Regions from separate parts of the Homo sapiens genome. Here region 1 is linked to region 2. The links are chromatin contacts, found by Hi-C or POLR2A ChIA-PET in ENCODE. All regions are on one chromosome and are shown on one strand. Each heading gives the region's core, a stretch centred on a gene start or an enhancer-like site at or near the end of the contact. The rest is flanking DNA. Distances are from core to core; before and after follow the strand shown.

What was found. A loop is a pair of places that touch in the nucleus more often than their neighbours do. ChIA-PET counts read pairs that join two places held with the same protein, here RNA polymerase II (POLR2A). Pooled maps may share reads with other maps.
Region 1: a pooled map shows a loop between it and region 2 (5-fold over the local background). The contact joins two enhancer-like sites. A Hi-C loop is called at or near these places in 1 of 50 pooled maps. POLR2A ChIA-PET finds 5 or more read pairs at or near these places in 2 of 52 experiments (MCF 10A and activated T-cell).

The regions. Positions count from the first base shown.
Region 1 is chr14:102,197,497-102,202,472 of GRCh38, forward strand. All of the region lies in intron 2 of WDR20 (WD repeat domain 20), which reads left to right. Among named protein-coding and RNA genes, the nearest start is that of WDR20, 60 kb to the left of the region's middle. Within about 2 kb of position 3,600, at least 4 of the 41 ENCODE cell types and tissues checked have a DNase peak (open chromatin) inside an H3K27ac peak, as active enhancers do.
Region 2 is chr14:101,718,985-101,723,667 of GRCh38, forward strand. The region is part of intron 1 of LINC02320 (long intergenic non-protein coding RNA 2320); the gene reads right to left. Among named protein-coding and RNA genes, the nearest start is that of LINC00239, 9.1 kb to the right of the region's middle. RefSeq lists enhancers at 3,252-4,192, 3,412-3,491. Within about 2 kb of position 3,052, at least 12 of the 41 ENCODE cell types and tissues checked have a DNase peak (open chromatin) inside an H3K27ac peak, as active enhancers do.

The DNA of each region.
Region 1 (4,976 bases), core at 2,350-4,849, 480 kb after region 2:
TTAGAGGAGGGTAAGGAAGGCCTTCAAAGCTGGAGGAACAACTAGGCATGTGAAAGAACATCCAGTAACAGCTTGGCCACATCACAGTGTGGGACTTGGAGTGTCAGAGTTCGAAGCTGGAAAGATAAATTGGAACCAGCTTGTCTTATAAAAGCCTTTTCATGTCACGTGAAGCAATTTGGAACTGACACTGGAAGATGTGGGGGAACCTTTGGCCTTTTAATGAAGGGAGTGACAGGATCAAATGTGTTTTTTTAGAACTCTTGTCAGCACTTGTGGAAGGTGGATTGGAATGAAGAAAGACAGAATGAAGGTAGCAAGACCAGTGAGGAGGCTCTAGTAACTGTCCAGGTGAGAGCTGAGGGCTTGAACTAGAGTTGCGGCCATTGTTTCATTCATTCAGGACCTTGACTACCTACCACATGCCCAGCACTGGGTCTGCAGCAGTGGGCAAAACCTGCCCTCCTGTGACCCCTCTCAGGAGGGAAGAGAGGTATAATAGCACCACCCCCGAAACACTGGTGACCACAGATGGTGACACTTTGTGATGTAAGAGGCAAGAGAGCAGGCCCAAGAAAGGGAGAGAATCACAGAGGTCTACTTTATTTATTTATTTATTTATTTATTTATTTATTTATTTATTTATTTATGAGACAGAGTCTTACTCTGTCACCCAGGCTGGAGTGCAGTGGCGCAATCTTGGCTCACTGCAACCTTCACCTCCCAGGTTCAAGCTATTCTTGTGCCTCACCCACCCAAGTACCTGGGATTATAGGCCACCTGACTAATTTTTGTATTTTTAGTAGAGACGGGATTTCACCATGTTGGCCAGGCTAGTCTGGAACTCCTGGCTTCAAGTGATCCACCCACCTCAGCTTCCCAAAGTGCTGGAATTACAGGCGTGAGCCACCACGCCTGGCCAACACAGAGGTCTACTTTAAACTGGGAGGCAGAGGACATCTCTCGGACGAAGTGCTATGTTTTAAGCTGTGCCTCATGTGAGAAGAAGGCCAACCAGGTAAGGAACTGGAGATGGAGCTTTCCTGCAAAAGGAATAGCACATGAGGGCCCTTGAGCCCAAGGAAACTGAAAGAAGGACGGTTTACCTGGGGAAGGTGGCATGAAGTAAGGGCATGAGATTGGAGGGCCACATCACCTACGGCCTGATCCAGATTTGTTTCTTAGCCTGAAGTACGGGATTCCTTAGAAGGGAGCAGGTGCACAAGGCAGGCAGATTGGTGTTTTTGAAAGGTACCCTGGCTGCTTTTTGGAGACTGAATTGGAAAGGTGTATTAATAAATCAGGTTTCTGGGTGTCTCTTGCTGTGTTGGGTGAGACTGGGAAAGGAGCAGTTGTCAGGGAATGGAGGGGAAGATCAGAGGTTCTGGTCTGTACTTGCTAAGTTCGAGAGACCTGTAGATAGTGGGATGTATGGATCTGGAGCACAAAACTAGGGGTTACAATTTGGCAGTTGTCAGCATAGAAATAATAATCACATCCTTGAGATTAGATGAAAGGTTCTTTGGAGAGATGATGGTGAGAACAAAGAAGGCCTGGGTCTGAGGCCTGATTATACTCCAAGATTCTGGCCATCTCAGCTACTGCTTTCAAAGGGGCACTTAACACACAGTTAATTACCACGACATTTACAACTTCACAGCCCAGAATGCTGAGGGCTCGGACACCAGCTCTGCCACTTTCTGCTTGCAGGATGATGTGGGTCTTACCTCTCCTCGGTTGGAAAATGGGTGGGAACAGCACCCACCTGAGAGGTTTGTGATGAGGCTCAGATGAGTGAGTTCAGGCAGGGTGTTTGTGAAGGGCCTGAAGAGCGAGCCTTGGTGGATGCTCAGCAACGTGGAGGTTGAGAGAAACTCAGGCTTCCTTTCCTGGGAGGGGTGGTGTTGGACGGAAAGGGTTCCGTGGGAGGTGAGATACCAACCGTTTTGAAATACAAATAATTAATTTTTTAGGACAAGCAGGTAGGAGCATGGCAACCCAGGCAGAGAGTCAACATGTGTGAGGCTGAGGGTTGGCCCGCTGGTCACAATTACAGCAATGTGGCCTTTCAGTGTTCCTCACCAGAACACCTCTCAGACCCACCTGTTACCACACGTGCACACACCTTCACACACCGAATCCCCAGCATCAGTTACTCTGGCCTTTGCCTCCTTTCTGGTGCCTGGTACATGAAAATGTAATAAATGTTGGGATGGAAAGATGAGTGAAATGGAATTATAAATTTCAGAAATCCACCTGAGATAAACATAGATGAAAAATTCCCATCTGGGAACAAGTATATTTTAAAAGATGATTTTCCCCCTGTCAATTAAAAATTGTGTGCATTTAAAATGCTTGTTGATAGAAAAATTGGAAAATAGAGAGGTACAAAGAAGGTAGGAAAGCATCACCTCTAAACCGTGACGCTCACTGTTGACTTTCACAGTCTGTGATTGTTTTCAATGAGGGGACACCATAGGGCTCACACCTTCCATTGGGGGTGAAGGCAAACTTCACCAAACTTCATCTCCAAGTCTGGCCCTGATCAGGTCAGCCCAGTGAGCATGGGCAGGCCCTGCCCTCTTCCCGCTCCCTGGGACTGTCCTCAGTCACACTGGAGGTCCTTGCTGGTGCATCTGTTCAAGACCCAAAGAAAGTCGAATGCCCAGTCCTTTCTAGCCCCTCTCAGGAAATCATCCCCAGCTCCCTGGAGTCTCTGCTTTCCCCAATCTTCCAGAGTAGATTTTGGGTTTCTGTTTGTAGCGTTCTGTACATATGATGCCCTTGAAAATGTCTAATGGGCCATTATTGAAAGTATCTTGGCGCACGGTTCATCTGACAAGCTCCCAGATCGTGGAGCGTGTCCTCATCATCAGAGCTGCCCACAGAGGAGAGTCACCCGGTCACATTCAGCTCACTGTGGTGAAGCACCCCACAGGGGCGAGGAGTTTACTTTTTAAATTTTTTTTTTTGTGTGTGTGTGTGTGTGTGTGTGTGTGTGTGTGTGTGTGTTTCACTCTGCCCTGTTCTGAAGTTTGCTTTTTATAACTAATGGTTATATATTTGGGGAGGAAGAGTTACAAAGGGACAGTTCCTATATGGTAATGAATGCAACCTTGTTGTCTGTGTAAAAATCCTGATTTTGGAGTATATTCACAGAATAGTAACTTTGAAGGATTTTCAAGTATGTGTTAATTGTTGGCTGAAATATAAAATGTTAAAGAACTTGGCATTTGGCTTCTTTCGTTACTGACACGATACCCTCTGCTGTTGCCCTTCTCCTCTCGCAGGCTGTGAGGCTGAGGCAGACACACTGGGTAGGTCCCACGTCTCCTTGTGGCATTTAGATCCAGTCTTACTGAAGGGCATGCTGAAGAGGAGATGGCCCTGACTCCTGGGGTATGGAGGGACACTGCTGCCAGCCCAGGCTGCGTGGCACATCCTGCCAGCTGCAGGTGCCTCCCAGGCATGGGGTAAAGCTTAGCAGTGTTCTGTCTATTCTGATACAAAGGAATGGTCTGCACATTTTGTTAGTTTTGTTTCTGTTGATTTTCTAATCGAAGGAAGGAAATGAGCCCGTAATGATCTACTCCTTAAAGCTTGAACACAGATAAAACGACATCCGATCCCATCTTAATGTGGCTTTGAAATACCCTTTCCTAATACTTCCTGAGCCCTCTTCAGATGCCTTTACATCATCAGAGCCTTTAGTTGCCATTTTTGCTTGTGGTTGCATTATGGCTTTTCAAGCAGCTGCTGTGGTTTTTGAATTGTTTCAGTATTTTTGTTATAAATTAATATCTGCATTTTGAAATGCAGATCCACTCACCCCCAAACTAATTTTTGATTTTTGCTTATCATATTGATAGTAATGAAAAAAAAGAAAAAGAAAATGAAGTGCCTTAGAAAGCGTCAGTGTGAATTGCTTTCACAAAATGACACTTTGATGTGGTTATAGACTTATTTTTATTCTTGTTTCATTTTAACTAGTGTATTTTGAAAATCTTGTCTGTTGATGGCATTTGGGATGGTAGTGTTTTCGCTGTTCGTGGGATTTTTCTTTGTATTCATATCTTAAGTGGCACGGTCTGTTTGGCCTGCAGAGCTGGAACTATGGGGAGGGCCGCGCTGAGCGTTGAGTGGAGACATGGAGCCTGCATCCCCACAGAGCACTGGCCCAGAGCAGGTGTCTTGACGTACATAGAAATGTGTCTGTATTTCGTTTTGCTTTTAAGGTTTATTTGCGTTTTGGGTTTTTTGTGTTTTTATGAACGTGTTTGTTAAGAATGGGCCTTGGAGCATTTTGGAGTTGGACACTGATGGAGAGCCCTGTGGCCAGGCCAGCTGCTCTGCCAGCACCTCTGTTACTTCCCCTGCCTTCCCTCCGCCTCCTCGCTGAGCACCTGCCCTGCCCATCTCTCAGTGTACCCCTGCCCTGGAGGGGCTGCGACTGGGACTGGGGCTCTCCTCCACTGCTTCCCACCAGAGCCTTCCTGCCTCTGCCTGTCTCTGTTCCCCAGCACCTCCCTTCTGGCCCAGGGAGCAGGTCTCTTCCCTGTCCCTCTCTCCTGGAGCTCACCTTCCTCCACCAGGCACCTGCCCTGCACCCTCCTCCCCTACGGTGTCCCTTTGCTCTCAGCACCTTCTCTGCCCCCACCCTGCTTCCCTGTGCTCTCTCCTAAGGACCACCCCCTCCCTGTGCACTCCATCCCTCTAGGGCTCAGCTTCCTCAAGTCTCAGAGGCCTGTCCTCTGAGGCTCTGGCCTCCTGTGGCAGCTCCTTCCTCTTCTGCCTGCTCTCCTCATGGCACTTCTGGGTTGTTTGCTTGGATATTCCTTCTGCTTTCCTTGTTTTTGTCCTGTGCCCTGTATGGAGGTTTTTTTTTTTTTTTTTTTTTTTTTGAGACGGAGTCTCGCTCTGTCGCCCAGGCTGGAGTGCAGTGGTGCGATCTCGGCTCACTGCAAACCTCTGCCTCC
Region 2 (4,683 bases), core at 1,802-4,301:
GAGGAGAAGGGAGGGGAGGGGAGGGACCTAAGGAGGCATGTCACCTGAATGTCACGTGGAGTCCTGAGTAGAATCGTGGAACAGGAAGACGACATTAGGGAAAAACTAAGGGAATCTGAATAAAAGGTGGATTTAATATGTCAAAAATGGTGCTATAATGGTGACAAATGTACCATATGCTGTGAGGGGAGGGGAGGGGAGGGGAGGGGAGTAGGAAGGATTCTTAGCTCAAGAACTGAATAGGCCAAGCATAGATCTGGGCGCAGCAGTCTCCAGGGCTCTTCGGGCCCCACGTCTGTCTGTTTCTACGAATGCCTCTCCCAGCGGCCCTTTCCTCCCTGGGTTCTGTCCTGGAGTGACTCTCCAGCTGTGTGCCTGTCCGCTCAACAACTTCCATAGACAGGAAGCACTCCCTCCAGAAGCTCAGGGCTGTGTTGAGAGACTCACAGAGGCCAAGCAGCAGCTTACACAGGACACAGTGACAAGAGGACACAGTGACAATGAGACACAGGACACAGGACACAGTGACGACAGGACACAGTGACAACAGGGCACAGGACACAGAGATGATGGGACACAGGACACAGGGATGACGGGACACAGGACACAGTGGATCACAGGGGCCAGACATGAAACAGGGAACTCAGAAGGAACCCACAGAGATGACGAAGGACCCAGGAGGCCCCTGAAGGAGCTCTCAACGGCCTAGGCTGGGACAATTGGAGCCACAAAATAAAACAGTACTGGGTTATGACCCAAAGCAGAAAACAAATGTCCTTGAGTCTGTGGGGATACAGATCAATGACTGGATAAACACCTGAAGAGGGGAGAGGAGGTGAATCTCCCGCAGAAGAATTCCACCTAATGTATGCAGAAACACCTCCCTCAAGGAGGAGCAGCAGAACTCCCAGCTCGGGAGCGTGGGCTGCACTGACAGACGCATCCCAAGAGGACAGCACAGGGGCAGGCCAGGGGGAGGAGCTCCGTTTTTATTTTCAGGGGAAACCCTATGAACATGATCTCCGCCAGGTGGTCAAGGCCAGAATCAACAGGGATAAGTGGCGTTGATGGCACGGACCCTTGACCTTGATGTGATGAAATGGCCTCCCATAACCCCAGTCTAACCATGAGAACATCAGACAAATCCCAACTGAGGGACATCTTACAAAGCACTCGGCCACTTATCCTCAAAACTGTCACATTCAAACTGTCACCGTCGAGAGGAGCCTAGGGAGGCATGTCACCTGAATGTCACGTGGGGTCCTGAGTGGAATCGTGGAACAGGAAGAGGACATTAGGGAAAAACTAAGGGAATGTGAATAAAGTGTGGACTTAAGGTGTCAATAACGGTGCCGTAATGGTGACAGCTGTACCACATGCTGCGAGATGTTCGCAATCAGGGAGGTCATGTGAGAGGTACGGAACGCTCTGTACTAGCTTCACAATGATTCTGTGCCTCTAGAGCCGTCCTAAAAGAAAACGTTTATTTAACAGTATCAATTTTTTTTAAAGAGGGGGCCAGTTGGGGCCGAAAAGGAATGTTGGATACTCAAGAAATATGGATCTATTAAACCTCACATCAAAATACATTCTGAATTCCAGATGGATGTAAGATCCAAACATATATATTTTTAGCCCAGGCGCAGTGGCTCACGCTTATAATCCCAGCACTTTGGGAGGCTGAGGCAGGTGGATGGCTTGAGCCCAAGAATTCGAGACCAGCCTAGGCAACACGATAAGATTCTGTCTCTACCAAAAAATAAAAAATAATGCTAATAATTAGCCAGGCATGGTGGTGTGTGACTATTGTCCCAGCTACTTGGGAGGCTGAGGTGGGAGGATCACTTGAGACCAGGAGGTGGAGGGTGCAGTGAGCCGAGATCACACCACTGCACTCCAGCCTGGGCGACAGAGTGAGACCCTGACCCTATCTCTTTCTTTCTGTCTCTTCTCTCTCTCTCTGCAGATACATAGATAGATAGATAGATAGATAGATAGATAGATAGATAGATAGACAGACAGACAGAGACACACACACATATATGGAGATATATATATAAATAATATATTATATGTTTATATATAAATATATTTATTTATATATATATTATATATATAATATATATATTATATATATATAATATATATATAATATATATATATTATATATATATAATATATATATATGAAATCATGAAGGCTTCATGGCAGGAAAATAGGGTCTGGAGGCAGGGAACAGAAGGCCGATTCACACTTCAGCTATGACAGGAAACACCCTCTCCATAGGGCATACGCCTTAAATGACTGTGTAACTTTACTTTGATCTCTCCATTTACATCAGGAATACCCAAAGTAACCAGTGCAATCCTCTAGGGGGTATTTAAACTCCCAAAAATTCTGTAACTTGGCCCTTGAGCCCCTACGCTCAGGCCTGCCCCCACACTGTGGAGGGTTCTTCCGTTTTCAGTAAATCCCTTCCTTCCTTCCCTGCTTTGTTTGTGCGTTTTGTCCACTTCTTTGTTCAAGACACCAAGAACCTGGACACCTTCTACCGGTAATAAAGGTACTAAAGAGAAAATGGAGGTAAATACTTATATAATCTTAAAATAAAGAAGCTGGCTGGGCACAGTGGCTCACGCCTATAATCCCAACACTTTGGGAGGCTGCAGCAGAAGGATCACTTGAGCCCAGGAGTTTGAGAGCAGCCTGGGCAACATAATGAGACCGTGTCTCTACAAAAATAAAATAAAATAAAAATAAAGAAGTTCTTTCTACATATCACTCCAAAGACAAAAACCACAAAAGATAGCTTTAACTACAGAAAATACAATACTATACATATGGCCAATAAGAAAAATAAGATAGACACTAATAAAAATAGCAAATAATTATCTCATACTCGCTGTATTCCAGGCCCTGTTATAAGTACTGTATTAACTCATTTAATTCCCACAACAAACCTACAAGGTACTGCAAAGGCTCTGGTAGGTGAAGCAATGCACCCAAAGCTACAGAGCTAGGAAGCGGTGGGGCAGTGTGGCTACGCCTGTGCCCTGAACCACAAAAGTAACAGGCACACGGCTGACTGGGGAAAACGTGAGAACATTTTGTGAACCATATCCGAAAAGCAAAGATTATATCTTTATGACGGTAATATATATATGCACTCTTACCAATAAGAAAAAGACAAACATCTCAGTAGAAAAACAGGCAAAGGAAGTCATTCGCAAAGGCAATCCACAAAGGAAGTCATTCAGTCAATGCTTGTAAAAAAAAAAAAAAAAAAGTTCAACCTCAACAGTTAACAAAGAGATGCAAATTAAAACGGACATCTTCCCACCCCATCAAGCTGACTCATGCCAAAGAAATCAGTCTCCGGTCGCCAGTCTACGTAAAGCGAGCCTGGCACGTTGGGTTCTTAGGGAGGTACCACAGGATGTTTACGAGGGGCTTGCCTCGGCATCGGTGGAAGGAGGAGAGAGAAGCAGGATTGGACGAGGGAGAAGGCAAACTTCCATGCAGACCCAGTGATAGCCCCAAAGACCAAACAGTAGCCTCCAAGCTAGAGTGGCCCCGGGAGACCTTCCTGACTCGGGCAGAGGTGGTCCCCACATTGAGGAGTCGTTGAATGCAGTTGCCCAGGAAGAGTCCCGGCTTTGGACAGGGTGGCTCTTTGCAGCTGAACAGTCTCTGAAGGGACTGAGAGTTGAAGGCACCCCAAGCAGCTGGGGTAACAAGTCCTTCCCGGAAGGGGGATCTAGGTGGCTCATCACAGTGAAGACATACAAAAATGTTTATTAAAAGCCAGAGGCATGGTGGCTCATGCCTGTTATCCCAGCACTTTGGGAGGCTGAGGAAGGAGGATCAATTGAGCCCAGGAGTTCAAGACCAGCCTGGACAACATGGTGAAACCCTGTCTCTACAAAAGAAAAAAATTTAAAAATTAAAATTAAAATTAAAAGTCACTAACATTAAAGAAATGCAAATCAAAACTACAATGAGATACCAGCTCACATCCATTAAGATGTACCATAAAAAAAAAAAAAAAAACACAGAAAATAAGTGTTGGGGAAGATGAGGAGAAATTGGACCCCTTGTACACTGTTGGTGGGAATTACAGAGGTGCAGCTGCTGTAGAAACAATATGGGTGTAAGGATTAATACCGAGTGTCAGCCTGATTGGAATGAAGGATGGAAAGTATTGATCCTGGGTGTGTCTGTGAGGGTGTCGGCAAAGGAGATTAACTTTGAGTCAGGGGGTTGGTAGCGGCAGGCCCACCCTTAATCTGGGTGGGCACCATCTAATCAGCTGCCAGAGAGGCCAGAATATAAAGCAGGCAGAAGAATGTGAAAAGACTAGACTGGCCCAGCCTCCCAGCCTGCATCTTTCTGCTGTGCTGGATGCTTCCTGACCTCGAACATCGGAATCCAAGTTCCTCAGCTTTGGGACTCGGGCTGGCTTCCTTGCTCCTCAGCTTGAGACGGCCTATCGTGGGACCTTGTGATTGTGTGAGTTAATGCTCCTTAATAAACTATCCCATATATATATATATGTCCCATATATATATATAAACTATATATGTATATATAACTATATATGTATATATACAAACATATATGTATATGTATATATAACTATATGTGTATATAAACTATATATAAACTATATATATGTCCCATATA